Regions from separate parts of the Homo sapiens genome. Here region 2 is linked to region 1. Evidence: read pairs that join two places in POLR2A ChIA-PET (ENCODE). Cell type or tissue: GM12878. All regions are shown on one strand. Links, peaks and the distances in the headings refer to the core of each region. The heading gives the core; the rest is flanking DNA. Region 1 overlaps GOLM2 (golgi membrane protein 2). Region 2 overlaps CTDSPL2 (CTD small phosphatase like 2).

Evidence for each region. ChIA-PET counts read pairs that join two places held together with the same protein. Peaks named below come from ENCODE experiments on the same cell type or tissue, not always from the same donor. Only the 100,000 strongest peaks of a DNase experiment are listed, where the experiment ranks them.
Region 2: POLR2A ChIA-PET joins it to region 1 with 5 read pairs; 4 of 35 experiments call an interaction of 5 or more read pairs at or near these places.

What each region holds. Positions count from the first base shown.
Region 1 is chr15:44,377,557-44,394,222 of GRCh38, reverse strand. GOLM2 (golgi membrane protein 2) reads right to left here. Exons shown (of 10, transcript NM_138423.4): 7 at 14,435-14,533; 8 at 13,247-13,417. Among named protein-coding and RNA genes, the nearest start is that of CTDSPL2, 42 kb to the left of the region's middle. In GM12878, for the core only: no CTCF peak of the experiment used is centred there; a DNase peak (open chromatin) is centred at 8,972; H3K4me3 peaks cover 306 bases; H3K27ac peaks cover 1,943 bases.
Region 2 is chr15:44,503,818-44,520,483 of GRCh38, reverse strand. CTDSPL2 (CTD small phosphatase like 2) reads right to left here. Exons shown (of 13, transcript NM_016396.3): 9 at 5,824-5,886; 10 at 5,640-5,719; 11 at 1,189-1,315. Among named protein-coding and RNA genes, the nearest start is that of EIF3J-DT, 25 kb to the left of the region's middle. In GM12878, for the core only: no CTCF peak of the experiment used is centred there; no DNase peak of the experiment used is centred there.

The sequences.
Region 1 (16,666 bases), core at 5,667-13,666:
TTCTGAGAGATAACCTCTGAGCCCATGAAATATTCTGCTTTATAAATGTTTTTGTATGCCTGAGGCCTGAGCCATTATGTACCAGTCTGATGAGGTCAATTTATCCTACAAAGTGATTTATGGTGAATAGAGTTGTTCCTCCCTCAGTATCCACTGAGAACTTGTTCCAGGACCCCAGCAGATACCAAAATCCACAGATGTTAAAGTCCCTTGTATAAAATAGCACAGTAGGTCGGGCACGGTGGCTCATGCCTGTAATCCTAGCACTTTGGGAGGCTGAGGCGGGTGGATCACTTGAGGTCAGGAGTTTGAGACCAGCCTGGCCAACATAGTGAAACCTCATCTCTAACTAAAAATACAAAAACTAGCTGGGTGTTGTGGCATGCACCTGTAATCTCAGCTACTCAGGAGGCTGAGGGAGGAGAATCATTTGAACCTGTGAGGTGGAGATTGCAGTGAGCCAAGATTGCGCCACTGCACTCCAGCCTGGGCGACAAACGCTTGAATGTGGGAGGCAGAGGCTGCAGTGAGCTGAGATCACGCCACTGCATTCCAGCTTAGGCAATACAGCGAGACTGTGTCTCAAAACAAACAAACAAACAAACAAAAAAAGAGCATTATAATAAATCTTCATATCTGATAGTGGAAGTCTTTACACTTTATTCCTTTTATAAATTGTCTTGGCTATTCTTATTCCTTTGCAGTTTCCATACACATTTTAGAGTCAGCTTATCAGATTCCACCCAAAACCCCCAAACTCTGCTGGGATTATAATTGGGATGGCAATGAAGTTCTAGATTAATATGGGAGGAATTGACATAATTACAACATTGAGCATTCCAATCCATGGATATGGATTTATTTATATATTAATTAATTTCTGTGAACAATATTTTGTAGCTTATAGAGGTTCTTGTAAATCTTTGTAAGAACTTTTCAAGGTATCTGATGTCTTTTTATGCTATTAAAAAGTTTCTTTTTAAAAGTTTCACTATGTTTACTGCTGCTATATACAGAAATATAATTTGTATATAAATCTTGCATGTAATAACTTTGCTAAATACATTTGTTTATAAATTGTTTTGAGTTTTCTACATATAAAATCATATTGTCTACAAATAATATCAGCTTATCAGTTATATTTCTTCCTTTCCAATCTCTATACTCTTTATTTCCTTTTCTGTGCTTTATTTCATTGATTAGAATCTACAGTGAAAAGCGGAATAGAAGTGATGATGGTGGGTATCCTTTTCTAGATCTCAAGGGAAGGTTTTTGAGAATTAATCATTAAATTTGATATTTGTCATAGGATGCTTAAAATACTCTATCGAGTTAAGGAAATTACTTTCTAACCCTACTTTGCTTAAAATTGGTTGTTTTATCATAAATGCATGAATTTCCTCAAATGCTCACTTTACATCTTTTGAGATGATTTTCCTCATATATTTTGTTAATGTGGTAAATTACATAGATCGCTTTTCAAATATTAAACAATCTTGAATTTTCAGATTAAATCCAACATGGTCATCATGTATATAATTTTTATCTATCTCTGGATTTGACTTGCTAATGTTTTGTTCAGAATTTTTTTTTTTTTTTTTGAGACCGAGTCTCGCTTTGTCACCAGGCTGGAGTGCAGTGGCACAATCTTGGCTCACTGCAACCTCCGCCTCCCGGGTTCAAGCGATTCTCCAGCCTCAGCCTCCTAAGTAGCTGGTACTATATGTGCGCACCACCGCACCCAGCTAATTTTTGTATTTTTAGTAGAGACAGGGTTTCACCATGTTGACCAGGCTGGTCTCAAACTCCTGACCTCAGGTGATCCACCTGCCTTGGCCTCCCAAAGTGCTGGGATTTACAGGCGTGAGCTACGTGCCTGGCCTTGTTTAGGATTTTTATATCTATATTAATAAGAGAAACTGCTATAATTTTTCTTTCTCATAATATTCTTAGTTTTGCTGTCCAACTTATGCTGGTCTCATAAAATGGGTTGGGGAGTGTTTTTTTCCTTTTCAATTCTCTGAAAGTTTATGTTACATTGGTTGTATTCTTTCATGTTTGAAAGAATTCACCAGCTGGGTGCGGTGGCTCACACCTGTAATCCCAGCACTTTGGGAGGCCAAGCCAGGAGCATCACCTGAGGTTGGGAGTTCAAGACCAGCCTGACCAACATGGAGAAACCCTGTCTCTACTAAAAATACAAAATTAGCAGGGCATGGTGGCACGTGCCTGTAATCCCAGCTACTCGGGAGGCTGAGGCAGGAGAATAGCTTGAACCTGGGAGGCAGAGGTTGCGGTGAGCTGAGATTGTGCCATTGCACTCCAGCCTGGGCAACAAGAGCAAAACTCCATCTCAAAAATAAATAAATAAATAAAAAATAAAGAATTCATCAATGAAACCATTTAGGTACCAAAATATTAACTTACAGATTCAATATGTTAATAGACATGGAACTATTCAGATTTTCCCTATCTTTTTCTGTCAGTTTTGTATAGAAGTGTTTTTCTAGGACATTGGCCATTTCATCTAACTTTGCAAATGTTTTGGCATTAAATTAATAATACCTCTTATCATGTGTCCTTTAATATTATTTGTAGGATCTATATTGATGTTCTTTTTTTTTCATTTTTGTTATTGAGAATTTGTGTCATCTCTTCCTGTCTTAATGTGTGCTGACGATCTTTCCAATTTCTTTTTTTTTTTTTGAGATGGAGTCTCACTTTGTCGCCCAGGCTGGAGTACAGTGGCGCAATCTTGGCTCACTGCAACCTCCACCTCCCGGGTTCACGCCATTCTCCTGCCTCAGCCTCCCAAGTAGCTGGGACTACAGGCGCCCGCCACCACGACCGGCTAATTTTTTGTATTTTTTTTAGTAGAGACGGGGCTTCACCGTGTTAGCCAGGATGGTCTCGATCTCCCGACCTCGTGATCTGCCCGCCTCAGCCTCCCAAAGTGCTGGGATTACAGGTGTGAGCCACCACACCTGGCTGGTCTTTCCAATTTCACTTGCCTTTTCAAAGAACCAGTTTTTGGTTTGCTTGATTTCATACAGTGACCCTGAATTAGTAATCAAGCTAAACTCTCATTAACTTTTACCAGTCTCTTTTGAGGGAAGGGGGGAACTTTTGATACCTATTCAACTTATTTAATGATTATTGGTTTATTCAAGTTTTCAAATCTTCATGAGCCAATTTAGGTAACTAATAATTGCCACAGTTTGAATGTGTCCTCTCCAAAATTCATGTTGCAGCTTAATCCCTACTGTGGTGATATTAAGAGATGGGGCCTTTGGGAGGTGATTAGGCCATTAGGGCTCCACTCTTATAAATGGGATGAGGGACCTTAGAAAAGGGGGCTGAGCATGGTGGCTCATGCCTGTAATCCCAGCACTTTGGGAGGCTGAGGCGGGCGGATCACCTGAGGTTAGGAGTACGAGACCAGCCCGACCAACATGGAGAAACCCCGTCTCTACTAAAAATATAACATTAGCCGGGCGTGGTGGTGCATGCCTGTAATCCCAGTTACTTGGGAGGCTGAGGCAGGAGAATCACTTGAACCTGGGAGGTGGAGGTTGCGGTGGGTGAGCCGAGATCGTGCCATTGCACTCCAGCCTGGGCAACAAGAGTGAAACTCCATCTCAAAAAAAAAAAAAAAAATTCTATATGTAAAGGAAGATCAGGTATTCTGTGATACACTAGCTTGCCTCTCCAGTGTTCCTTGGGAGAATGATTAATAACCACTGTTAAATAAATGAAACCCTGCTGCTATACAGAAAAGCCAATATGAGAAGCAATTTGATCAACAATCACTCCCTACTGTTTGGAGTAACCACCCTCATGACTTTCCATATGGGAGCTGACATTTGAAGTAAATTCTTATCTCTATTCAAAGCATCTAAATACAAATGGTATGTCCCTCCTAGCTGGCAAACATGTAGGCCTCGCCTGGATTTTCAGTTTCAACTATTTTGGAAGATGTCTGTTTCTTTGAAGTATCCCTAAACTATATTTTGTGTCACCACATAGCCTACATTCTAAAGTTTAAATTAAACTAACCCAAATACATCTTCCAAATATGGTGAAATATACCCCAAAATGTTCTAGCCACTTTTGCATGATGTGGTAATACAAAATTAAATTTACAAAAATATGCAGCTCTTTATAAATATATCAATATAAGTATGATATATTAAGCTATAAAACAAAAATACTAAAGTTAAAGCTGCCAAAAAATTTGTAGTGAGGTCAGGAATGGTGGCTCATGCCTGTAGTCCCAGCACTTTGGGACACTGAGGTGGGAGGACTGCTTGAGCTCAGGAGTTTGAAACCAGCCTGAGCAACATGGTGAAACTGTCTCTGCAAAAATACAAAAATTAGCCAGGCATGGTGGCACACACCTGTAGTCCCAGCTATTCAGGAGGCTGAGGTAGGATGATCCCTTGAGCCCAAGGAGGTCAAGGTTGTAGTGAGCTATGAACGTGCTAATGCAGTACAACCTGGGTGAGAGAGTGAGACCCTGTCTCAAAAAACAAAACAAAACAAAAATTGTGGTGATAACTATATAAAGTCTAAGGACTTCCCCTCCTTTTCTAATAGTGTTTTCAATAAAATTTTCAACTTTTTTCTAACAGCATGTTATTTTGTACCTACAGAGTATCAAGTGCTTTTATTTTTTATTTACTTATTTATTTATTTGAGACAGGGTCTCACTCTGTTGTCTAAGCTGGAGTGCAGTGGCGTGATCATGGCTCACTGCAACCTCTGCTTCCCAGATTGAAGCAATCCTCCCACTCAGCCTCCTGAGTAGCTGAGACTGCAGGCGTGTACCACCACACCTGGGTAATTTTGTATTTTCAGTAGAGACAGGGTTCTGCCATGTTGGCCAGGCTGCTCTCGAACTCCTGGCCTCAAGTGATCCACCTGCCTCAGCCTCCAAAAGTGCTGGGATTACAGGCGTGTGCCACTGTGCCCGGCCACAATGAAATTTTTGAGAATAATGATTTAGATACAAATAATGATTTGACAAGTGTTAAATGAAAGAAAAAAATTGTAAGTCAAAAAAGAAGAAAACTATAAAGCAAAACTGTACTTAAAAATGAATTTTCAAGCTGGACGTGGTGGCTCACGCCTGTAATCTCAGCATTTTGGGAGGCCGAGGCAGGCAGATCACGAGGTCAGGAGATCAAGACTATCCTGGCTAACATAGTGAAACCCCGTCTCTACTAAAAAAATACAAAAAATTAGCCGGGCGTGGTGGCAGGCGTCTGTAGTCCCAGCTACTTGGGAGGCTGAGGCAGGAGAATGGCGTGAACCCGGGAGGCGGAGCTTGCAGTGAGCCAAGATCACGCCACTGCACTCCAGCACGGGCGACAGACCGAGACTCCGTCTAAAAAAAAAAAAATGAATTTTCATTGGGCTCAGTGATGCATGCCTATAAATCCCAGCTACTCAAGAGGCTAAGGCAGGAGGATGATTTGAGCCCAGGAGTTTGAATCCAGCCCGGCAGCACAGCAAGACCCTGTCTCTCTCCCTCTCTCTTTTTTTCTTTTGAGACAAGGTCTTGCTTTGTTGCCCAGGCTGGAGTGCAGTGGCACGATCATGGCTTACTGCAGCCTCTAACTCCTGGGCTTAAAGAATCCTGCTAACTCAGCCACCCAAGGAGGTGGGGCTACAGGAGCACGCCTCCATGCCCAGCTAATTTTTGTATCTTTTGTAGAGACGGGGTTTCACCATGTTGCCTAGGCTGGTCTTGAACTCCTGGGCTCAAGTGATCCATCTGCCTCGGCCTCCCAGTGTTAGGATTACAGGCATGGGCCACTGTGCCAGGCCACCTGTCTCTTAAATAACTAAAATAAAATAAATTTTTCTTATAACTAAATAGTTTTTACTCTATGGAAAGCAAAGCTGAATAAACACAAGAATACTAACGATTTTTTTTTTTTTTTTTTTGAGACAGGGTCTTGCTCTGTTGCCCAGGCTGGAGTACAGTGGCGCAATCTTGGCTTACTGCAACCTCCGCCTCCCAGGTTCAAGATTATTGTGCCTCAGCCTCCCGAGTAGCTGGAATTACAGGCATGCACCAACAAGCCCAGCTAATTTTTGTATTTTTAGTAGAGATGGGGTTTTACCATATTGGCCAGGTGGGAGAATCACTTGAACCCAGGAGGCAGAGGTTCTAGTCAGCTGAGATTGCGCCACTGCACTCCAGCCTGGCCAACAGAGCAAGACTCCGTCTCAAAAACAAAAAAAAGAACAGTATATTTATGTCCAGATAGAATAAAAGAAATGATTTTTATAAAAGAAATGATCTTCTATAAGAGAAATGAAAATCATCATAAGAGTCTAGATCAATATGCTTGAATATATACAAATAAAGACCTTTTGTGTCAAGTTGTATAAAGCTGCATGATACAAGATCAACACACACAAAAATCAGTCTTATTTCTTTTTTTTTTTTTCCTTGAGAGAGTGTCTCATTCTGTCACCCAGGCTGGAGTACAGTATCGCGATCTTGGCTCACTGCAACCTCCACCTCCTGGTGCAAGCGATTTTCATGTCTCAGCCTCCCAAGTAGCTGGGATTACAGGCATTTGCCACTGCACCCGGCTAATTTTTGTATTTTAGTAGAGATGGGGTTTCACCATGTTGGCCAGGCTGGTGTCGAACTCCTGACCTCAGATGATCCACCCACCTCGGTCTCCGAAAATGCTGGGATTACAGGCATGAGCCATCAGGCCAGGCCAAAAATCAGTCATATTTATATGCACTAGCAAGAAGTCTAAAAGGAAAATTAAGAAAACAGTTCGATTTACAATGACATCAAAACAATAAAATGCTTAGGAATAAATTTAACCAAGGCAGCACAAGACTTGTGCACTAAAAGCTACAAAACATTGCTGAAAGGAATTAAAGATGACCTAAATAAATGGAAAGACATCCCATATTTATGGATTGAAAGACCTCATATTGTTAAGATGGCAGTGCTCTCCAAAGTGATCTACAGATTCAGTGCAATTCCTTTTTTTTTTTTTTTTTTTTTCCAGACAAGGTCTTGCTCTGCTGCCCAATCTGGAATGCAATGGCACAATCTCAGAATCTCAGCTCCCTGCAGCCTCTGCCTCCTGGGCTCAAGTGATCCTCCCACCTCAGCTTCCCAAGTAACGGGGACTACAGGTGCATGCCACCATATGTGGGTAGTTTTTGTATTTTTTGTAGAGACAGGGTTTTGCCATGTTGCCCAGGCTGGTATCAAACTCCTGGGCTCCAGTGATCTGCCTGCCTCGGCCTCCCAAAGTGCTGGGATTACAGGCATGAGCCACCGCACTCGGCCAATTTTTTAATTTTATTTTTTCAGAGACAGGGCTCACTTTGTCACCCAAGCTGGAGTGCAGTGGAACAATCATAGCTCACCATAACCTTGAACTCCTGGGCTCAAGCAATCCTCCCACCTCAGCATCCACAGTAGCAGAGGCTACAGGCTTGTGCCACCATGCCTGGCTAATTTTTAAATTTTTTTTAGAGATAGGGTCTTGCTACGTTGCCCAGGCTGGTCTTGAACTCCTGGCCTCATGTGATCCTCCTGCCTTGGCCCCACAAAATGCTGGAATTATAGGTGTGAGCTACTGTGCCTAGCCACAATTCCTTTTAAAATATCGCTGCCTTTTTAGTAGAAATGGAAAAGCAGATCCTACAATAAAATTACAAGGGATCATGAAGAGCTAAAATAATCTTAAAGATGAACAAAGTTGAAGGACTCATAATTCACAATTTCAAAACTTACTACAAAGTTATAGCAATGAAAACAGTATGATACTGGCATAAGGAGAGACATATAGATAAATGTAACAGAACTTATAATTCAGAAATAAACCCATATATCTGTGGTCAATAGATTTTTGACAAGGATACCAAGATTGTTCAATGGGAAATGAAGAGTCTTTTCAATAAATGTTGCTGGGACAACTGGTATCCACACACAAAAGGATTATGTTAGACCTTACCTCAAACCATATACAAAAACTAACTTTAAATGGATGAAAGACCTAAATATAACAGCTAAACCTATGAAAGTCTTAGAAGAAAACACAGGGGGAAATCTTCATTACCATGATTTTGGCACTGGTTTCTTAGATATGATACTCAAAGTATGAACAAAAACAAAAAATAGATAAATTGGACCTCATCAAAATTAAAAACTTTCGTGCATGAAAGGACACTATCAAGAATGAAAAGACAACCCATAGACTGTGCAAAAATATTTGCAAATCATACACCTGATTAGGGTCTAGTAACCAGAATACCTTTTCAAAAACCTCTTAAAACTCAACAACCAAGACAAATAACCCAACATAAAAATGGGCAAAGGGCCAGGCCCAGTGGCTCATACCTATAATCCCAGTGCTTTTGGGAGGCCAAGATGGGAGGATTGTTTGAGGCCAGGAGTTGGAGACCAGCCAGGGCAAGACAGCAAGACCCCATCTCCACAAAAGCTAAAAAATAAATACATACACTAGCCAGACATGGTAGGGTATGCCTGTAGCCATAGCTACTACTGAGGCTGAGGCAGGAGGATTACTTGAGCCTAGGAGTTTGAGGCTGCAGTGAGCTATGACTGTGCCACTGCACTCTGGCCTGGGTGACAAAGCTAGATTCTGTCTCTAAAAGTAAATTTTAAAAAAGGACAAAGGTCTTGAAAGAACAATTCTCCAAAGATGATATACAAATGGCCAGAAAGTACACAGAAAAGGTGCTCAATGTCATTAGTGAAATGCAAATAAAAACCACAAGGAAACATCACTTCATATGTACTACATGGTAGAAGGAATGAATGAAAGTGGCGGGGGGAAGGAAGGAAGGGAGGAAGGGAGGGAGGGAGGGAGGAAGGGAGGGAGGGAGGGGATGTGGAGAAATTGGAACTCTTATACGTTGCTGGTGGGAATGTAAAATGGTACAGCTATTGTGGAAAATGGTTTGGCAGTTCCTCAAAAAGCTAAACATAGAACTATCATATGACTCAGCAGTTTCACATCTAGGTACATACCCAAAGAATTAAAAACAGATGTTCAAAAAAACTTGTACATAAATGTTCATAGAAGCACTATTCGATAGCCAAAATATAGAAACAACCCATATATACATCAACAGATGAATAAACAAAATGTATCCATACAACTGAATATTATCCAGCCATAAAAAGAAATAAAATACTGATAGATGCTACATGCTACAGCATGGTCGAACTTCAGAAAAATTATGCTAAATAAAAGAAGCCAGACACAAAAGGTCACATACTGTATGATTTTTTTTTTTTTTTTTAAGATGCAGTCTCGCTCTGTTGCCAGGCTGGAGTGCAGTGGCGTGACCTCAGCTCACTGCAACCTCCAACTCCCTGGTTCAAGTGATTCTCCTGCCTCACCCTCCCAAGTAGCTTGGATTACAGGCATGCGCCACCACGCCCAGCTAATTTTTTTTTTTTTGAGATGGAGTCTCGCTCTGTCGCCCAGGCTGGAGTGCAGTGGCGCGATCTTGGCTCACTGCAAGCTCTGCCTCCTGGGTTCACACCATTCTCCTGCCTCAGCCTCCCAAGTAGCTGGGACTACAGGCGCCCGCCACCACGCCCGGCTAATTTTTTTGTATTTTTAGTAGAGACAGGGTTTCAGTATGTTAGCCAGGATGGTCTCAAACTCCTGACCTCGTGATCTGCCCGCCTCAGCCTCCCAAAGTGCTGGGATTACAGGCTTGAGTCACCGTGCCCGGCCTAATTTTTGTACTTTTAGTAGAGATGGGATTTCACCATGTTGGCCAGGATGGTCTCGATCTCCTGACCTTGTGATCCACCCACCTCAGCCTTCCAAAGTACTGAGATTACAGGCATGAGCCACCGCGCCTGGCCGTATGATTCCTTTTATATGAAATATCCAGAATTGGTGACTCCATAGACAGAGAGAAAAAAGCAAATTAGCGGTTGCCAGGTGCTGAGGGTAGGAGAGTACAGAGTTTTGTTTCAGGGTGATGAAAATATTCTGGAACTAGAGTGGTGATAGTTTGTACAACTTTGTGAATGCACTAAATGCCACTGAATTGTACATTTTGGTGAATTTTACGTGTAACTTACCAAAACAAAAAATTATTTTTAATTAAAAAAACTTTTGCATGATAAAGCATAAGAAAGTCTTATATCAGGAACGACAATATAAGAGGAAAACTGTGATAAATCTGAATTATCTATAAAGATTTGATACGGGGCTGGGCAATGGTGGCTCACGCTTGTAATCCCAGCATTTTGGGAGGCTGAGATGGGAGGATCACATGAGCACAGGAGTTCAATACCAGTCTGGACAACAGAACGAGACCTCATTTTTGTTTAAAAATTTTAAAAATTAGCCAGGTGTGATGGCACATGCCTGTGGTCTCAGCTACTGAGGAAGGTGAGAAGGGAGGATCATTTGAACCCAGGAAGTCAAGGCTGCAGTGAGCCACAACTGCACCACTGCACTCCAAGCCTGGGTGATAGAGTGAGACGTTGTCTCAAAAAAAAAAAAAAAAAAGAAAAAAAGAAAAAGAAAAGAGTTGATACAAATAAATAGAACAAATCTACAAAGTTTTCAGGCTAAGTGGTCAAAACTGATGCACAGATTATATACCAAGAAATAATTATAATAAAATTACTCACATAAATATAGGCCACCAGAATAAATGATTATTAAAACATTTTTAAGGAAACGTTATATTCTAAATACCTTATAAAAACGATAAAAATCAATGTGGCCAGGCCACAGAGAAACCCCTAAACTTAAATAACTCCAGTGACACTTTAAAACTGTTCTAGAGAACAATCTGACACTATTTAACAAGTGCTATAAAGCTAGTCAAGTGCTTTGACCCAGTAATTTCGTTCTGAGGACTATACTTTTAAAGGAACACGCAAAGTAGGAAGAACAGGAAATAACTGGAGAAAAAAAATGATAGTAACAATCATGACAGCTACAATGAGAAAATACGAAATGATCTAAACAATGAGAGGAGACCTAAGTAAACTGTTATTATTGCCTAAGCACAATAGAATATATGTATATGTATACATATATTCTGTATATGTATATAATATATACAGAATATATGTGTATATATTAATAAAAATTTAAATTAAGTAAAAAGGAATGTAAGAAATAATGTCAAAGTAAATCACAAAATTGTGCATGCATTGATTTCAACTCTCCATATACATTAATGATAAATGGAAAATAATATGGAGTGAGGGTTTAAAACTCAATAGGCTCTTTTCTTTTTTTTTTTTTTTTTTGACAGAGTCTCGCTCTGTTGCCCAGGCTGGAGTGCAGTGGCACAATCTTGGCTCACTGCAAACTTCGCCTCCCGGGTTCAAGTGATTCTCCTGCCTCAGCCTCTCAAGTAGCTGGGACTACAGTTGTGTACCACCATGCCTAGGCTCTTTTCAAAATTATTGTAGAGAGTAATAATTTCCGAGCAATTATTTCCAACCACCTTCTTTACCCAAATATCAGTTAAAAAAATATATACAGGTAAGGCAACAATTAAAAAAATGTATAGAATAAATATAAGTTTAGAAGAAAATCTTGGCCGGGAGCAGTAGTTCATGACTGTAATCCCAGCACTTTGGGAGGCCGAGGCGGGCGGATCACCTGAGGTCAGAAGATCGAGACTAGCCTGGCCAACACGGTGAAACCCTATCTCTACTAAAAATACAAAAATTAGCCAGGCATGGTGATGTGGACCTGTAATCCCAGCTGCTCAGGAAGATGAGGCAGAAGAATCGCTTGAACCTGGGAGGCGGAGGTTGCAGTGAGCTGAGATTGCACCACTGCACTCCTGCCTGCCACTGCACTCCTGGCCTGGGTGACAGAGTGAGACTCCATCTCAAAAAAAATTTAAAAAAAAAAGAAGAAAATCTTAAGTGATCAAATTAAGATATTTTATTTGTTATGCTCTTACTGTACACCTCTTCTTGTTGAGATGTAAGTTTTCAGGCCAATCCCCCAACCCAATTTTGAGGAAATATTTTTTCATTATATTTAAAATGTTAGCTAAATCTTTGTAATAAAAATGTTTTTCACACAATACTTTGGTCAAGATACACAGATATGCTTTAAAATATCAAGGAATTTCCTATTTGAAGAAAACAGAAAAAAAGAAAAAAGAAAGGAAAGCCAATTAAATTAATGCAAACTATACATTCACATATATGAATAAATTTGAATAACTGTTACAAGATCAACAAAAATACCTTGAATAGGCTGGGCACAGTGAATCACGCCTGTAATCCCAGCACTTTGTGAGGCTAAGGCGGGAGGATCACTTCAGCCCAGGAGTTCAAGACCAGCCTGGGCAACAAAGCGAGACCCCCGTCTCTAAAAATAAATAAATAAAAATAAAGAAATAAAATAAAATACCTTGAATAAATTCACAAATATAACATTGTTCAATTATTAGCTTACACGCAATCTTTGTACAAATAACTGCCTAACCAGTGCTCTGCACAGTTGCTGCCATAGACAGAAGCCATCATAAAAACCAAAGACTTGATCTTACTCCTGGTGACTGATAAAAATTAAAAATAAATAAATAAACCAAAGACAAACTGAAGCTTTTAGAGATTCTGTCTATTCAGAATTGAAGGTAAGAAGATGCCATGAAAAGCAGAACCAGTGAAAAGCACAGTTTAAGGAAGCTGATCTAAGGGACACTCTCCTGCCTCAAATTCTACTACTAGAATTTTTTCTTATACTTCTAACATCTAAATGAGGAAAATGCAATTGCAGGGAATGGAGGAGGAAGCAGTATTGAGCAATCTACTAAGGCAATCCCCCAGAGTGTATGTTTCTCCCAGAATGTTCCATTTTTCAAAACTATTTATTTTCTCTCCTCCCTAATCAAAGTTTTCATTTGTAAGCCTATCAAAATATATTTTTCTCATTTCTCCAAAAAAGTTTATATTCATAAGAACTAATTGTATTTTTAAAAAAAGTCAACTCACCTGAAATTTATTATTTAACAATGGAGAACATGAGAACCTTTTTAAAGTTTTCTTTAAAATCGTATCTATCCATTTAAAACCTGTATTTCCTTTAAATTTTGACACTTTCATACCTTCTCTTTAAATATATATAACTTCACTATACATTTATTAGAGAGCAGAATAATGAAGACCTTAATTCATATTACATTTAAAGAAATATTTTTAGCATAATATTCATCAATTGATTCTTACTTTGCTTCAATTTATGGAAATCACTGACTCTGTCCTTGGTAGCCTGCTTTAGTATATCTGTTTGAATTCTGGGTTCACTGTCCAAGTTTGAGCCTGGAATTAAACGCTGAAGAGGACTGGAAGGATTCTGTTTTGAAGTACCGGGGTTTCCATTGTGGTTTATGTGTGAATCTGTGGCATAAAAACATCAAATTAAAAGAATATAATTTAATTTAATCTTTTAAAGATGAATTTCACAAGATCTGCTTTAGAAAGCTAAGACACACTATTGTTTAACATTGGGTAGCCACAAAGCTTTTTTTTTTTTTTTTAAAGGTTTATTCTCATTTCTTTAATCAAGTATTATAACCAATGTGATTTTAGCTGTGGGAAGTTTACTGATCATTCCCAGGTGAGTATCTCCACTAATGGCCATAAACTTATTCACCAAAAAGATATACAGTAGAAATCCATAGATTAATATAGCAATGATACTCATATCTTTTCCTCCCTCCAAATTCCATATCACTATCAGAAATCTCCAAAATCCAGTAAGGCTTTTGAAATTTCTACTCTCTAAGTCATCTTCACTATACAGTGACTCACAAGTGTTGACTCTTGATTCTTTCTTAGCATTATCTACTGGATACCACCTCTCTTTCCCCACCTCCCTTTTTATCCTCATCAATGACTTTAATTTTGGATCCCAAAACATCCTATTCCACTCTGACCTTTTTCCTTTCCATCATCTCCCTTAAGCAGGTCTCTTCAATCATATCTACTCTCATTTCAGGGAAATGTTCTATAAAATGGAATGAGTGTTTAGAAAATAAACAAATACATTCATAAGTACGAAGATTTTAATATAGGTGGGCACTGTAATTTATAGAAGGCCTCTATGAGATAAATTTGAACACATTTTGAAGAAGCTAAACCTGTATAGCAGGCAGAGAGGAAAGGGAATGTAGCTCAGAGTGGCATAATAAATAATTCTTCTGTTCTTAAGAAAAAGACTAACAATCCACCAGATAAAGTGGAGTTTCAGATTATTATTTCTCTCTGCTTTTACTAGTCTAAAAAAAAATAACATTACCTCAAAGAATAAATGCTATTTCACTATACTGCTAAGTGATATATTTTATACACTATATAACTGTACATGACTAGTAAGTTGGTTTCAAATGGAATTATAAGCATAAGCCTTCATACCTGGAGGCATATTTGGGGAGAGAGGTTGTCCAGTTGGAAGATGGGAGATTGCTTGATGACTTTCATGTTGAGAAACTGAAATAGGAGGCTTCCTTAAAGCTAGAAGAAAAAAAATAAATCCATATTATTCCCATTGATACTATGATTTCTAAAAAAAAAAAAAAAAAAAACCACCGTGAATCAATTTACATTGCACTAATTCTATGATGTTTATTCTAATTTTGTAATCCTTATAGTTGGTATGCTAATTTATTTACAGTTACTAATTGATACACTGTACCATTCATCACAGAATTTTTTTTTTTGGTGGGGGGACAGAGTCTTGCCCTGTCTCCCAGGCTGGAGTGCAATGGCATGATCTCAACTCACTGCAACCTCTGCCTCCCGCGTTCCAGCGATTCTCCCTGCCTCAGCCTCCGTAATAGCTAGGATTATAGGCGCTCGCCACCACGCCCGGGTAAGTTTTTTATTTTCAGTAGAGATGGGGTTTCGCCATGTTGGCCAGGCTGGTCTCGAACCCTGGATCTCAGGTGATCTGCTTCCCTCAGCCTCCCAAAGTGCTGGGATTATAGGTGTGAGCCGCCGCGCCCGGCCCCATCACAGATTTTTTTGACCAATAAATCTGCCCAGAATATAAGCTCCATGACAGTACAAACTGTCTTCGTCACCACTATATCCCCAACATCTAGAACATGCCTAGCATGTAAGAGAAGTTCAACAAAGATTTGATGAATTAATAAAATGGACTGGGCGCAGTGGCTCACGCCTGTAATCCCAGCACTTTGGGAAGTTGAGGTGGGCAGATCACAAGGTCAGGAGTTCAAGATCAGCTTGGCCAACAAGGTGAAACCCCATCTCTACTAAAAATACAAAAAATTAGCCGGGCGTGGTGGTGCGTGTCTATAATCCCAGCTACTTAGGAGGCTGAGATAGGAGAATCACTTGAATCTGGGAGGCGGAAGTTGCAGTGAGCTGAGATCGCGCCATTGCACTGCAACCTGGGTGACAGAGACTTCATCTCAAATAAATAAATAAATAAAATGAATCTCTTCAGATACAGTGATCTTCAACAGTGAGACCTTTTTATATGCATAGCACAAATAAAAATTGACACAAGTTAGGTAAGGTATTAAGAATATGTTATTTTTAGTTGCTCAAATTTTCTTTTCTTTTCTTTTATTTACTTATTTTGAGACAGAGTCTTGCTCTGTCGCCCAGCTTGGCCAACAAGGTGAAACCCCATCTCTACTAAAAATACAAAAAATTAGCCGGGCATGGTGGTGCGTGTCTGTAATCCCAGCTACTTAGGAGGCTGAGACAGAAGAATCTCTTGAACCTGGGAGGTGGAGGTTGCAGTGAGCTGAGATCAGGCCACTGCACTGCGGCCTGGGCGATAAGAGTGAAAACTCTATCTCAAAAAAAAAAAAAAAAAAAGTCCTGGCGCGGTGGCTCACGCCTATAATTCCAGCACTTTGGGCAGCCGAGGCGGGCGGCTCACGAGGTCAGGAAATCGAAACCAACCTGGCTAACATCGTGAAACCCCGTCTCTATTAAAAATACAAAAAAATAAAAATTAGCCGGGCGTGGTGGCGGGCACCTGTAGTCCCAGCTACTTGGGAGGCTGAGGCAGGAGAATGGCGTGAACCCGGGACGCAGAGCTTGCAGTGAGCCGAGGTCACACCACTGCACTCCAGCCTGGGTGACAGAGCAAGACTCCGTCTCAAAAAAATAAATAAATAAATAAATAAATAAATAATTTAAAAAATATATATATATACTTCTTAATAACATGTTCCTATAGAAAACTTGGAAAAATAGAAAAGCACAAAGAAATTAAACTTTAACTGTAGTACTACAACTTAAAGATAACCACTGTTATCATCTGAAGAGTATCTCTCTGGTGGGTTTTTTTTTATTTCTGTACATTATACTGTATACCTTAAAATTAGGGTTATATCATATATACTATCTTATAATCTTTTTTATTTGTATTTTACACATATTTTCCACGTCATTCCATTTTTCTCTACATTATTACCAAATGATAGTGCTGAATCAAAACTCTCAATTTTATAGTTTTGGCTAGAGAGATCTGGGTAAAAAATTGCCACAAGGGGCCAGGAAAGGTGGCTCACGCCTGTAATTCCAGCACTTTGAAAGACCGAGGCATGTGAGTCACTTGTGGCCAGAAGTTTGAGACCAGCCTGGCCAAAACAGCAAAACCCCATCTCT
Region 2 (16,666 bases), core at 1,381-9,380, 130 kb before region 1:
TTGTGAAGCAAATCTAAGAAATCCTATCACATGGGGCTGGGTGTGGTAGCTCACAACTGTAATCCCAGCACTTTGGGAGGCTGAGACAGGTGGGATCACCTGAGGTCAGAAGTTCGAGACCAGCCTGGCCAACACAGCAAAACCCCGTCTCTACTAATAATACAAAAAAATTAGCACGGCATAGTGGCGCGCACCTGTAGTGCCAGCTACTAAGGAGGTGGAGGCAGGAGAATCACGAACCCGGGAGGTGGAGGCTGCAGTGAGCTGAGATCGTGCCACTGCACTCCAGCCTGGGCGACGAGCAAAACTCCGTCTCAAAAAAAAAAAAAGGAAAACAAAAAAAAGAAAAAAGAAATCATATCACATGGACATATTCATAATCTAAAATATACCTTGAAAGGATGACTCATCAGGCAGGCGCAGTGGCTCACACCTGTAATCCCACCACTTTGGGAGGCTGAGGCAGGCGATCACCTGAGGTCGGGAGTTCGAGACCAGCCTGACCAACATGGAGAAACCCCGTCTCTACTAAAAATACAAAATTAGCCAGGCGTGGTGGCAGACACCTGTAATCCCAGCTACTCGGGAGGTTGAGGCAGGAGAATCGCTTGAACCCAGGAGGCGGAGGTTGCAGTGAGCCAAGATCACGCCATTGCACTCCACTCCAGTTTGGGCAACAAGAGTGAAACTGCTTCTCAAAAAACAAAAACAAAAAAAAACAAAAAAACAAAAGGAAGGAAGGATGACTCATCTACATTTGTAGTTATACGTCAAAGAAATATTAACAAAGGGTACAAATATATTGACAAAATAGTCTAAGAAAATATTTCAGAACATTAAACCAAATAACCAGACCAGAAGAACATAAACTAACTATAGTACTCAAATATGTTTATGATTAAATTACTAATTACTGATTTAATAACTGATAAGAATGCTATTCAATGATGCTTATCTTATAGTTTTCTTACTCAGGTTTTTCTTCATTTATGCTGCATGTCATTTAAGTAAAAATTTTCCAAAAGGAATATACCACTTTGTCATTTCTAATTCTAAAAAAATGACACATTAAAGGGAAATTCCACCAGTGAAAATTCTCTTCTTCTTCTCCCATCATATTCTGTTTGGCAGCATGTGTCTTCATTGTATTTTTTCCAATCTGAGTTTGTTTATCAACTTTCTTCCTACCTGATATGCAAAGGCTTGTGGTGAGTTGTCAATTATTATAGTTTTTGAAAGATCTCTTCCAAGAATATTTAAGTCCTTTATATAGTTTCCTTGTACACAAACACAATGTTCACGGAAAAGCCGGTGCCTAAACATAAAAATAAAAACAAATTAAAAAAAAAAAACTTTCTAAAAAGTAGAACATATACACATATATATACACCATAGGCTTTATAGTTTAAGCCATATGATTTTCTCTCTTGAAGGAAATTCAAACACAAATATGGGTCTAAGCGTTGGGCTGCCATTTTACTATAAAAATTCTAAGCAATTACTGAAAGCTTACAACCAAATATTACTATGCCTTAAAGAACTTGAGTTTATCCCAAAATGTTATTATTAAATTATAAAGGGGGATTAAAAACTCTAAATTGTTTTTGTAATTTATTTACCCAAGAAAGCTCAGCTCAGATGCAGCATCTGGTTGTCAGCGAGGTCCTGCTTTTTAACCAATTTTCCAGATGGTTGACTGAGGAACAAGGAGGTCAAGTGACTTGCCCAAGGTCACACAGTAAGTCAGTGGTTAGCCCCGCATTGGAACCCAGGATCCTCCTGGCTCCCAGTCCTTGGCTCTAACCAGTGGACCACACAGCCTCCCTATCCCTGTACATGCCAGAATAGAAAATATAAGAAGGAATGTTTTTGTGTTGGCATTTGAAAAAATGCTTTTTAGATTTCCTTATTTTTTTTGAGAAAAGGTCCTAAGACCAAAACATTCCATCATTTCAACTTTTCCTAAACACCCCTCTTTTAGTATATGTGTATGATCATTTGAAAAAAGATTAAGTGAAATGAGGAATTCAGATTTAAGTATCAAGTATTATAAATGTAAACTGATATTTCACTCACATAGAAAAATACTACATCATTTTAGAAAGCTATTAAAGGTTTTACAATACTAAAGTGATTATTATAATCTCAATTTATACTCAAAATACTAGTCTCTGAACATTACTAATAATTGTTTCATATAATTTTTTTCTACCTTGAAGTACTCTATTCTGTATATATTAATAATTGGTAAGTTGTCTTCCTTGTGTCTTAATCACACTAACAATTTTACAAAATCTAGGACCTATTTGGACCTGTATTTTAAATTATGCAATTTCAAGAAACTGGTATTTTCTACCCACAAAATCTGTCACAGTGCTACCAAGAATAAATAAAAATCTACATATACACACACAAATAAAAACTCAACCTTAAAATTATCAGTGCCAGTTGGTATGGCAAAAAGGAAGAATTTAACGAACAGACAAAATGTATAAGCAGTTCTTTCCCCCTTATTATAAGGAATAACTTTAATAATCACAGTCAAACGATCATCTGGCCCCGGGAAAGTTTAGTCAGTTCTACTTTGAAAAAACAACAACAAAAAAGACTAAGTAAATTAATTCAAGCCTTGGTTGGGCCTAAATAAGATTCACTGTTTTATTTCTATAAACATTTAGATATGAGGAAACTGGAAAGGCAGATACAGCATGTAAATTCAAGTCACTGTTGATGCCTCTTCACCGATAGTGGCAAACTCATTGAGACAGGAGACAACTGAATCTGTACGTGGATACTACAGTTATTTTAATTAAATTACAGTAAAAGCCTTCCAATTATTCATTCAGGAATCTGAGGGTGTATAGCATGTATTTGCATTTTTAGAAAAAAACTATTTGTACCAGTCATCAAAGAGCAGATCATCCATGTGAGTACAGACTTGTGTTAGAAACTCATGAGATTTAGAGATCACAGGAATTTCTTTTTTTCTTCTTTTTTTTTTTTTGAGACGGAGTCTCCCACTGTCGCCCAGGCTGGAGTGCAATGGCAGACTCTCGGCTCACTGCAACCTCTGCCTCCCGAGTAGCTGGGATTACAGGCGCCTGCCACCATGCCCAGCTAATTTTTTTTGTATTTTTAGTAGAGACGAGGTTTCATTATGTTGGCCAGGCTGGTCTTGAACTCCTGACCTCGTGATCCGCCTGCCTTGGCCTCCCAAAGTGCTGGGATTACAGGCGTGAGCCACGGCACTCAGCCTAGATCATAGGAATTTCTTAGAGTCTACCTTGTCACCAACACAGACAATTCCCTATAGCACTCACAATCTACTCTTTGAAACGCTTTTGTTGGCCAGGCGCGGTGGCTCACGCCTGTAATCCCAGCACTTTGGGAGGCCAACGTGGGCGGATCACGAGGTCAGGAGTTCCAGACCAGCCTGACCAACATGATGAAACCCCGTCTCTATTAAAAATACAAAAATTAGCTGGGCGTGGTGATGCGCGCCTGCAATCCCAGCTTATCAGGAGGCTGAGGCAGGAGAATCGCTTGAATCTGGGAGGCCGAGTTTACAGTGAGCCAAGATCGCACCACTGCACTCCAGGCTGGGTGACAGAGCAAGACTGTTTCAAACAACAAACAAACAAACAAAAAAACAAGCTTTTGTTTCAGATTTCTCAAAATACATCTAGATAGAACAAATGGAAACCCTCAAGTGTGTAGGTTTTATAAATCTAGTTTAAAAGAGGATTGTTAATTTATAACACATTGTCATAACATGACTATCATTTGTTCCTCATTAGTAAATGAAAGCTCCAAGAGGGAAGAGCTTGTGTTGCTCACCACTGTTCCCTGGAATACTGGAGATGCTGAACAGAAATCATTATAATGAATGAAGTCATCAAAACAAAATCACTGGGTATACTTTAGTAAAGTGAGGTAAAATTAGCATAAATTACAATATACTTTTGTGAACAGAAAATACCATTTCCCATTTGTGTGACTGCAGCTTACTTATTTTGACCCTTTAGATTAAAAAACAAAAGATACCACAGCTTTATTTAGAATAAAAAACCTTCCAAAATATGAACATTAGGAAAAGCCTTTCAGTATACTTGCAACCACTGAATAATAAAGGTACTGTTAACAGCAGAAAATACACTTTAGGATTTTCCAGTAAGACAACATGGGAAAAGTATTTAAGAAAATTTATACTCAGCTGGGCTGGGTGCAGTGGCTCACGCCTGTAATGCCAGCAGTTTGGGAGGCCAAAGTGGGTGGATCACTTGAGGTCAGGAGTTCAAGACCAGCCTGGCCAATATGATGAAACCCCATCTCTACTAAAAACACTAAAAATTAGCCAGGTGTGGTGGCACACACCTGTAGTCCCAGCTACTCGAGAGGCTGAGGCAGGAGAATCTTTTAAACTCAGAAGGCAGAGATTGCAAACTGCACTCCAGCCTGGGCAACAGAGTGAGAATCCGCCTCAAAAAAAAAAAAAAAGAAAAAGAAAGAAAGAAATAGAGAAAGAGAGAGGAGAGAAAGAAAGAAAGAAAGAGAGAGAGAAAGAACGAACGAACCAACCAACCAACCCAGCTATTAAAGTCTTTTTTTTTGAGATGGAGTTTTGCTCTTGTTGCCCAGGCTGGAGTGCAACGGCACGATCTCGGCTCACCATAACCTCCGCCTTCCGGGTTCAAGCGATTCTCCTGCCTCAGCCTCCCGAGTGGCTGGGATTACAGGCATGCGCCACCACGCCCACCTAAATTTTGTATTTTTAGTAGAGACACGGGGTTTCTCCATATTGGTGAGGCTGGCCTTGAACTCCTGACCTCAGGTGATTAGCCAGACTCAGCCTCCCAAAGTGCTGGGATTACAGGCGTGAGCCACCGCGCCTGGCCCTATTAAAGCTTTTATGAGCCGTTTGTGTCATCTCTCTCAGCTTTTGATCAAAAATTCAAAGATTAACCCCTCCTCTTAAAGGATACAGCAAGACTGCTGCAGTCTTACTATCTCACTTCAGCTGACAAAATAATGGAACTAATTATCATAATATTTTAAAATCACCACGGCACTCCCACTAACCAGGAAAACACTGCATCTGCTGGCTCAGGGCACACACAAGGAACTGAGTCCAGTCAGGATAACCTGAGTGACTAAACCCACTGTAATTTCCAATCAGATTCATGTAACATTTTCTTTCCATGGAAGATAAATTTGCTTTCAAAAAAAGCAAGGGCTTAATTTGATCCTTTCTGTTAAAAAATAATTTTTATTTCTCTATGCCATTAAAAAGTAAATTAACATGCATTACCTCAGAGACATATGGAGATGAAACATCATGCACAACGTGGAAAAATTCCACACAACCCCCCCAACCCCCGTCTTCCCCAATCCCAAAAGAAATGAGGATATAGATGTCACAGTGAATAAAGGCACTGGATCTTTGTATCCTTTAAAGAACGTCTGTCTGGAGTTCCATCATTAGGAACTCTTTTAAAGAGTTTAGGGGCTTAAAAAATTCATTTATATTCACCATTCAACACATATGCAGCCAACTGAAAATGGCCATTAAAATGAAATAGAATCAGTAATTTCATAGATCAGTGTGACAGACATTTCCACTATTTCTTAATTAAATTTACCTGACCAGTTGCTTTTTAGGGTCTAGTATGTTCAGTAACTTGTCTGCATACACCTTCTTAGAAGCAGTAAAAAGAATGATCTATAAATTCAGGGGAAAAGAAGTAATCATTATACATGGTCTAAATATGGGTACTATATTGAATAAAATAAAAATACATATGTAATTAGCTTAAGCATGTTTACCTCATACATCTGAGACATTCGTTCCAGGAATTCCCTGAAAAATGGTCTTAATCTCACATAAACCTAAGGAAATACAAAGATAAGTTTCAGCAAATAAACATACAATGGGAAACCACTTCTTTTTAAGATGTGCTGTATTCTAACTTTGATTATAATGAAAAAGTTCATGTTTTAAAGTATAGAAATATTAACTAAGTACCACTCAAACCAAGTATATTTCACATACAAGCGATCACTTAAACCAATCTCTTTGGTGGGATAATAATAATCACTGATGATCAAGTCATTTTTACTAATAGCAGCATACAGTACTTCACTGGTATGTAATTTTAATAAACATTTAAGCTAAAAATGGAAAGTTTCCCTCTGAGATTTTGATCCACCAGTAAGCTCCATCTTCCAGCCAGGTAGCATCCATCCAATTATTGTGTCCACCTCTAGCTGACCTGTCTCAATGACCTTCCTCAATAATTACTCAGAATTCCTTCAAACAACCACCTGCTAAAAATATCTCTATTTTAAATTTATATCAAGGTAAATTATATTCAAAAGGAGACGTCTGGATTGATGGGTTTAAATAACCTCAGTTTTTCAGAAATCAATCTTCCTATTCTACATTTAATGACTCAGATGTGGCATCTAAATTAGCACTATTGGCTACTTGAGATTAAAATTATAACAGTCAAACACAACAGTTCTCAAAACCTACTGGTCAGTATCAGAAAAGACTACAGTACCCACAGAACTGCTTTACATACATTATTTTCTTATTTCTGTGTCTCTCTTTGCCTACATTTAATATAGCTCCTATAATCTAATATTCAAAAAGCCATGAGCAACCATTAAAACTATTTACATTCTGACTCCTCTAAATTGTATTCATTTTGTTACAAAATTTTACAGAAAGAAAAATACTATACTTCATTCAAAGGTGACTACTATTATAATTTCAAATACCACGAATAACAAGTATTTATTGAACTAGATTCACGGATTCAGATTAAAAACAAACCAAACACCTTGTGGTAGCAACAAATTCAAACCCAGGCTTAGTGGAGTTTCAATTCTGGCATCCATATACATGCACACAAAAATGCCCCCATGACAAAAATCTAGTTCTAGGAATGTTTTAGGGCAAAATAGAGAATTTCCTTAAGAACTGACCACTTATAGGAGACAAATTCTGTTTGTTTGAGATGGAGTTTCACTCTTACGGCCCAGGCTGGAGTGCAATGGCATGATCTTGGCTCACTGCAACCTCCGCCTCCTGGGTTCAAGTGATTCTCCTGCCTCAGCCTCCGGAGTAGCTGGGATTACAGGTGCTCATCACCACGACCGGCTAACTTTTTGTACTTTTAGTAGAGACGGGGTTTCGCCATGTTGGGCAGGCTGGTCTCAAACTCCTGACCTCAGGTGATCCGCCCGTCTTGGCCTCCCAAAGTGCTGAGATTACAGGCGTGAGCCACCAAGCCAGGCCAGAAGACAAATTTTGAATGATCATTACTGTGCTAATAATATCACTCTGTCCCCATCTCTGGGCTAGATAAAGGTTTACTTGTTTTTAATCCTATTAGTTTTTTTTTTTTTTTGAGAAGGAGTCTTGCTCTTTCCCCCAGGCTGGAATGCAGTGGCGTCATCTTGGCTCACTGCAACCTCCACCTCCAGGGTTCAAGCAATTCTCCTACCCCAGCCTCCGGAGCAGCTGGGATTACAGGCATGGGCCACCATGGCTGGCTAATTTTTGTATTTTTAGTAGAGATGGGGTTTCACCACATTGTCCTCCTAACCTCAAGTGATCTGCCTGCCTCCCAAAGTGCTGGGATTACAGGCGTGAGCCACTCCGCCCGGCCTAATCCTATCAGTCTTGATGATCAAAAACAAAGTAAACCACATACCCCTCCTCAAAGCAGAAAAAAAGAACCAAATCCTCAGCATCCAATCACCATCGTTTAGGATGAGGTCTAAAAAATTTAACGATAGTTGTTCTTCTAATCAATTTTAACATTTTCATCCTGAAACATTTGGTGTAGTTTGTAGCCTTGATTGAAAACCACACACACCTTCTTTGGTAAGCCAAACAACAACAGATTTTTATGTATATTATTTTACTAACAAAATCATTTTAATCAACTGAGTCTTTTCAAAACAGATTTGTGATGGTTAAGAACAACCCATCTATTCTGCCAATACTTTTTCTGAATTCCATCTCAAGGTAGATGATAAACTATAAACTATCAGAACCTTTTACTTGTTGCCAGTGTTCATCACTCACATGCAGTTAGTAACCAAAAATATTTCATTTTTTCATGTATATAAATGTTTTATTTTCAATATCCCTATTATCACTTGCTCCATATACAGGTTGAGTGTCCCTTATCTGAAAATGCAAAATGATCCAATGAGCATTTCCTTTGAACGTCATGTCAGTGCTCAAAAAGTTTCAGGCTGTTTTTGTTTTTTTTTTTAAGACAAGGTTTCACTCTGTTGTCTAGGTTGGAGTGCAGTGGTGCAAACATGGCCACTGCAGCCTCGACCTCCCGGGCTGAAGTGATCCTCCTGTCTTAGCCTTCCACATAGCTGGGATGACAAGTGCATAACACCATGCCTGGCTTTAAACAATTTTTTTTTGGTAGAGATGGGCTCTCACTATCTCACTATGTTGCCCAAGCTGGTCTCAAACTCTTACGCTCAAGCAATATTGCCTTGGCCTCCCAAAGTGCTGGGATTATAGGCATGACCCATCACACCCGACTAAGTTTCAGATTTTCTTTTTTTTTTTTTTTTTTTTTTTTTGCGAGACCGTCTCATTCTGCTGCCCAGGCTGGAGTGCAGTAACATGATCTTGGCTTACTGCAACCTCTGCCTCCCAGGTTCAAGCAATTCTCATGCCTCAGCCTCCCCAGTAGCTGGGGTTATAGGCGTGTGCCACCACATCCGGCTCATTTTTGTATTTTTAATAGAGACGGTTTTCACCGTGTTGACCAGGCTGGTCTCAAACTCTCGAACTCAGGTGATCTCCCCGCCTCGGCCTCCCAGGGGAGGTATTACAGGCATCAGCCACCACACCTGGTGATAAATTACAGATTTTGAGGCATTTCAGATTTCGCATTTTTTGAATTAGGGATATTCAACCTGCAGTAAACTAAGATAAGCAGGGCCTCTTTGAGATTTATTGCCTCTGAACACGACACAATTCCACTGCACAAGAATATGTCTAGTTAACAATATTTTCCAGCCATAGTAAGTGGAACATTGTTCAAAGGTGACATTTTCCAACTTCTCATACAGTGACTTCCAGATTAGGTCAAAGCTATAACTTCATTGTGCATACTACTACTTTAACTATACTTAAATATAACATGCATCTTAAAATTTGACATTGCTTTCAAAATGTGTTTGTTTACTGGGGATAAGAGGTGGCACTGAAGATAAAGGAATATATTGCTAGAGTGTTTCTTTACTATGAGAATGGAAAGAGTAACTGTTGAAAATAATAGTTCCTATCCTCAGAACAGATTCACCATGTGAACAAGAAGGTGTTTCAGTATTAAAAGACACAGGCAGAGAATGAGGGAGGAAAGTGGGAAGAAACGTAGAAAGGTACTGGGCTGGGGTTAGGGCCACATGGGGTTGTGCCATGTGATGCAAAGGAAAATCTCAGAAACAGAAGTAGAGATGAGACATAAGGCCAGCAGCGTCTAAGTTATTTGGATATAGGTAAGCGTGAACAGAAATATATAAGTCAAGAAGCACTACGTACTGTCTGGTAAGAACAAATAAAGAACATCTGTCAGGTACATATAATACAATGAGTTTAACTCTTGAGACTACCATTACTTTATTGTGTTAGGTCAGAGATACAAAAACAGACAGATGCACACATAGACATGCCTCCAAATGCTTCAAAATCTATTCTACAAATAGCATTAGCTCCATTTTTCTTCTAATTTTACTCTCATACAAAGATTCCTTTCCTGAGCTGCCTACTTCCCATTTTCTACATTTCCTTAATCCACTCCTTTCTCTACTTAGTATTTTACCTTCTTGAAACTTGCAGCTCTTCAAAATTATGTAATCTCCCAAAGGCCAAAAGCTTCATTTCAGTCTAGTATACATGTTTCTTCAAATCGATAATATTTTATTTATAGTACAAATAATTTTAATATTTTCTCAGTAAACCAAATATATTGTGGAAAATGTCAAAAGTTTAAAAATAATGCCTAAAGCCATAATAAGAAATAATTATATTTAAAAAACTATTCAAGATTGACTACTACTTGAAGATACAGATTTATGAACATGTTCATTATGCAAAACTTTTAAAATGAAAATCTATCAGAATATCTGTAAAAGAGTGTTGTGGTGCCAGGCATGGTGGCTCACGCCTGTAATCCCAGCACTTTGGGAGGCCAAGACGAGTGGATCGCCTGAGGTCAGGAGTTTGAGACCAGCCAGACTAACATGTTGAAACCCTGTCTCTACTAAATATACTACTAAATATACAAAAATTAGCTGGACGTGGTGGCATGCACCTGTAGTCCCAGCTACTGGGGAGGCTGAGACCGGAGAATTGCTTGAACCCAGGAGACAGAGGTTGCAGTGAGCCAAGATGCGCTACTGCACTCCAGTCTGGGCAACAGAGTGAGACTCCGTCTCAAAAAAAAAAAGGTGTTGTGAACTGATTTTACCAAAATTTAAATTTTACACAGAAAATGAATATATATATATATATTTTTAAATGGAGTCTCGCCCTGTTGCCCAGGCTGGAGTGCAATGGTGTGGTCTCAGCTCACTGCAACCTCCGTCTCCCAGGTTTAAGCGATTCTCCTGCCTCAGCCTCCCAAGTAGCTGGGGCTATAGGCGCATGCCACCACAACCGGCTAATTTTTGTATTTTTAGTAGAGACGGGGTTTTGACATGTCAGCAAGGCAAGTGATCTGCCTGCCTTGGCCTCCCAAAGTCCTGGGATTATAGGCATGAGCCACCGCACCCAGCCATATATATAATTTCAAAAAACCCACTACACTACTACTACTTGATATGAATAATACTTGATGGTCTATTTTTTTGTGTGTTAAGATAAAAATTGTATATAGATAGTACTGAAAGGCTATTAATAGTTAACATAGCTGGATTTTTAAAAAAGTAGTCATTGGCTGGGCGTGGTAGGTCACGCCTGTAATCCCAGCACTTTGAGAGGCCAAGGCGGGCGGATCACCTGAAGTCAGGAGTTCAAGACCAGCCTGGCCAACATGGTGGAAACCCCGTCTCTACTAAAAATGCAAAAAATTAGCTGGGCATGGTGGTGGTGCACGCCTGTAGTCCCAGCTACTTGAAAGGCTGAAGCAGGAGAATCACTGGAACAGCGAAGGTGGAGGTTGCACTGAGCTGAGATCACACCACTGCACTCCAGCCTGGGTGATCAAGCAAGACTGTGTCTCAAAAAAATTAAAAAATAAAAAAAATAAAAATAAAAAAGGCAGTCATTAAAATGATAATCCACTTATAAACTGATTCTACATATTATGTGGTAAAGTCTAAATTAAAACTCACATCGAATTATATAATTTCAAGTTATATACTTAGTAATTTCTACTAGTTTATCAAACCTTAATCTAATATCATAGATAATTTTAACAGTATGACCCCCCCAAAAATTACATGTGAGTCTTTTTAGGAAAAACATTTCTAAATGATTTTTAGGCCCAGATAATATGACCATAACTTTCTTTTTTTATTTTTTGAGATGGAGTCTCACTCTGTCACCCAGGCTGGAGTGCAGTGGTGCGATTTCAGCTCACTACAACCTCCACCTCCCGGGTTCAAGCAATTCTCTGCCTCAGCCTCCCGAATAGCTCAGCTGACAGGGCTCCGCCACCATGCCTAAGTTTTTTGTATTTTTAGTAGACACAGGGTTTCACCATCTCGGCCAGGCTGGTCTTGAACTCCTGACCTCGTGATCCACCCGCCTCAGCCTCCCAAAGTGCTGGGATTACAGGGGCTAGCCACAGCGCCCGGCAGACCATAACTTTCAAAAAGAAACATCTTTGAAACTTTTTCCATGACATCCTTCCAACCTATTGCTACATTGTGGCAATAGGTTTTAAAAAATGATGAATCCAAGGAATCATCCACTTTAGAGTATGACATCTGTTTTCTTTTAATCAAAAAGATGACTGGTAGGTGCTATTTCTTATTTAATTAAGCAAGAAGAATTAAAACAGTAGAAAATAAACAAAGTTGGGGAACATAAAGAATGAGATGCAGCCAGGTGTGGTGGCTCAATGTCTATAATCCTAAAATGCTAGGGCATTTTGGGAGGCCGAGGTGAAAGGATCACTGGAGCCCAGGAGTTTTGAGACTAGCCTGGGCAACATGGCGAAACCCTGTCTCTACAAAAAAATACAAAAATTAGCCAGGCGTGGTGGCACTCGCCCGTAGTCCCGGCTACTCAGGGGGCTGAGGCAGGAGAATTGCTTGAACCCAGGAGGTTGAGGCTGCAGTGAGATGTGATCATGTCACTGTACTCTAGCCTGGGTGGCAGAATGAAACCCTGTCTCCAAAAAAAAAAAGAAAAAAAAAGAATGAGATGCTACAATTAACTGAAAAAATCTTATCTTACCATCAGTAGATACCACAAGTGTACAAGTGGCTGTACCAATTTTTTAACTCTTCTGTATACCTCAGTTTCCCTATCTATAAAATACAGGATATAACAACAATATCTACATCATAAGGTGGTTGTGAAGATTAAATAAGTTAATACACGTAAAGTACCTAGAACAGTGTCTGGTACATTCAAAGTGCCAATAGCTATTAGCTATTATTATCTATCTCATTGTTTAAAAGTAATCAGTCACAAGAAGAGCTGGAGTGAGTATGATTCTATTGGGCAGAACTGGGCAACCTCAATTCCAAAGAGAAAGCCCTACAGCCAAAATCTATACTTTTGGAAGAGGGAGATAACAAACTGTTTCAGTAAACTGTTTAATTTAGTTCACATGTTCTTAGCATCAATACCAGAACTTAAAGATAAAACCCAAACCTTCTCCAAAGAAAGAGGGTTATTCAGGTAGGCCCTAGAGTGGTCTCAATTTCATAACCCACTGAGTGATGTTACAGTAGTAATCTTTTGCTTCATGAAAATTCCAATAAGAGGTAGACAGATGCTGGGGGTAGTATTTGTAGGTGGATAAATTTGGGATGAATAGGTAAACACTAAAACCAATAAAAATAAAAACAAAACAACAAAAAATCCCTAAATTAAAAGCTCCTGCGGCTGGGTGCAGTGGCTCACGCCTACAATCCCAGCACTTTGGGAGGCCGAGGTGGGCAGATAGTTGAGGACAGGAGTTCATGACCAGCCTGGCCAACATGGTGAAACCCCATCTCTACTAAAAATACAAAAATTAGCTCGGCATGGTGGCCCATGCCTGTAATCCCAGCTACTCAGAAGGCTGAGGCAGGAGAATCGCTTGAACCCAGGAGGTGGAGGTTGCAGTGAGCTGAGATGGTGCCACCATACTCTAGCCTGGGCGACAGAGTAGCGAGACTCAGTCTTATTTAAAAAAAAAAACAAAAAACAAACAAAAAAAGCCAGGCGCGGTGGCTCACGCCTGTAATCTCAGCACTTTGGGAGGCCGAGGTGGGCGGATCACGAGGTCAGGAGATTGAGACCGTCCTGGCTTACACGGTGAAACCCTGTCTCTACTAAAAATACAAAAAAATTAGCCGGGTGTAGTGGCAGGCGCCTGTAGTCCCAGCTACTCGGGAGGCTGAGGCAGGAGAATGGCGTGAACCTGGGAGGCGGAGCTGGCAGTGAGCCAAGATTGTGCCACTGCATTCCAGCCTGGGCGACAGAGCGAGACTCTGTCTCAAAAAAAAAGTTCCTGCAAAACCTTACTCAAACAGAAATCAACCTGAAAAGAAATTTTTTAAAGAGTACAGGCAGGGCACGGTGGCTCACATCTGTAATCTCAGCACTTTGGGAGTCTGAACTGGGTGGATTGCTTGAGCCCAGGAGTTTGAGACCAGCCTGGGCAACACAGAGAAACCCCGTCTCTACAAAACATACAAAAAAGGGCATGGTGGCACATTCCTGTAGTCCCAGCTACTGTTTGGGAGGCTGAGGTGAGAAGACGGTTTGAGCCTGGAAGATAGAGGCTATAGTGAGCAGAGATTGTGTCAATGCACTCCAGTCTGGGTGACACAGCGACACCATGCCTCCAAAAAAAAAAAAAAAAAAAAAGTCAAAGTAGGATAAAATGAAGCTTAATGTATTCATATAGGTGATTTATATGATTTATATTAAAAGTTACCAATGGGGCTGGGCATGGTGGCTCATGCCTCATGCCGGTAATCCCAGCATTTTGGGAGGCCGAGGTGGGCAGATCACTTGAGGTGAGGAGTTCAAGACCAGCCTGGCCAACAGGGTAAAACCCCATCTCTACTAAAAATACAAAAATTAGCCGGCCTCAGTAGCACGTGCCTATAATCCTAGTTATTCGGGAGGCTGAGGCAGGAGAATTTCTTGAACCTGGGAGGCAGAGATTGTGGTGAGCCAAGATAGCGCCATTGCACTCCAGCCTGGGCAACAGATTGAGACTCTGTCTCAAAAAAAAAAAAAAAAAAAAAAGTTACCAATGAAGCATAATTTTCATCAGGGAAAAATTGGCCATTATATTGTATGTACATATATTTGCATATGTTAAAAAACTTGATGTATTTACATTAATAAAAGTTTAGTCAAAACAATGGCCATTTTAGTAAAACAAAAATGTTACCTTTAAACTCAAACTCTAAACTTCAAAGGAAATGAAGCCTCCAATTTAATGTAATCAACTGTCACACCTTCTAAATTTATAGCCATTAAATAAGAACTTTCCACATAGTATGTTTTCTTTTCTTTTCTTTTTTTTTTTTTTTGGGAGACAGAGTCTCGCTCTGTTGCCCAGCCTAGAGTGCAATGGTGCGATTTCGGCTCACTGCAACCTCTCCCTCCCGGGTTCAAGCAATTCTCCCGTCTCAGCCTCCCGAGTAGCTGAGATTACAGGCACCTGCCACCACGCCCAGCTAATTTCTTTTTTTTAGTAGAGACAGGGTTTCACCATGTTGTTTAGGCTGGTCTCGAACTCTCTGACCTCAGGTGATCCACCTGCCTCAGCCTCCCAAAGTGCTGGGATTAGAGGTGTGAGCCACCATGGCTGGCCCGTATGTTTTTTCTCCTTCTTTTTTTTCTTTTTGAGACTGGCTCTCTGTCACCCAGGGTGGAGTGCAGTGGCGTGATCACAGCTCACTAGGGCCTGAAGCTCTCGGGGTTCCGGTGATCTTCCCACCTCAGCTTCCCAAGTAGCTGGGACTAGAGGTGTGTGCCACCTATTTTTGCATTTTTTGTGGAGACAAGGTCTCACTACATTGCCCAGGCTGGTCTTGAACTCCTGAGCTCAAGCCATCCACCCACCTAGGGCTCCCAAAGTGCTATCATTACAGGCATGAGCCACCACACCTGGCCTCTATTTTATTTTAATGAATTGCTCCTAATTTTGAAAGATACATTTTAGACAAAGAATCCCCATAAAATATATTTTTCCATATTTTTGAGAAATAGAGAACTATTGGTTTCATTTGTATCTTTTCCTTTTTTTAGCCAATTAATAATGAATAATTATGATGAAAAAATTAGTACCAATAACTAAACATACTAATAAGGATGGGAAAGTGACTTTAAAATTATTCTAAAGTAGTATTTTTAATATTCATCTACAATTAATTATTGAATTATTGTTCCCTACAAGCTAAAATATTAGTTTTATCCTCTATACTATGCAACTATGACCCTGAAATGGTTGTCTGATTTCTCAGCCTCCTGGCTCAAGCAATCCTCCTGCCTCAGCCTATCGAGTAGCTGGGACTATAGGTGCTCCCCACCATGCCCGGCTAATTTTTTTTTTTTGGAAGGGACAGGATCTCACACTATCTTGCCCAGGCCGGTCTCAAACTCCCAGGCTCAAGCATTCCTCTCACCTCAGCCTCCCAGTGCAGGGATTACAAGCAAGCCACTGCCCCGGCCTCAAAAGTTTTTTTTAGGCTACTTTTGTAGATGAATCTCAAGAACAATGTGCATGTTGGTTAGTATCAATTTAAGCCAGAACTTGAGAAAAAAATTAGGTATTTACTACAAAATTATAAATTTAAATGATTGGTTTCTTTCCTTCATGAAGCAAAAATAAAGCTGACTTTTCTAGAAAAGACTGTAAAGAGGAGACAGAAGCAACTGACCCTCTACTTCTCTTGTTCTTTCTTTTCTTTTTTGAGATGGAGACTCGCTTTGTCGCCCAGGCTGGAGTGCAGTGGCGCAATCTTGGCTCACTGCAACCTCCGCCTCCTGGGTTCAAGTGATTTTCCTGCCTCAGCCTCCTGAGTAGCTGGGATTACAGGCACCTGCCACCACGCCCGGCTAATTTTTTTTATTTTTTTGTGGAGATAGGGTTTTGCCATGTTGGCCAGGGTGGTCCTGAACTCCTGGCCTCAGGTGATCTGCCCATCTCCGCCTCCCAAAGTGCTGGGATTACAGGCGTGAGCCACTGCACCTGGTTCTACTTCTCTTGTTCTGTGATATGAAAATTATCCTAAGCTGTAAGATTCCCAAGAAAACTGAAAGAATGGGGACGCGGGTAAGCTTTGCTAACCGTGGCCTTCCCCATCCACCTCTTCCCCCAACTTTTCCCATAAAAGCAACCTCTACTAATAAAACAAAGCATCTTTTACAAGTAGCTCCCTACAGGGATCCTATCTGTCCTTGAGTGCTTACCACAATCTGATTTCTGGACAGCTGACCCAAAGT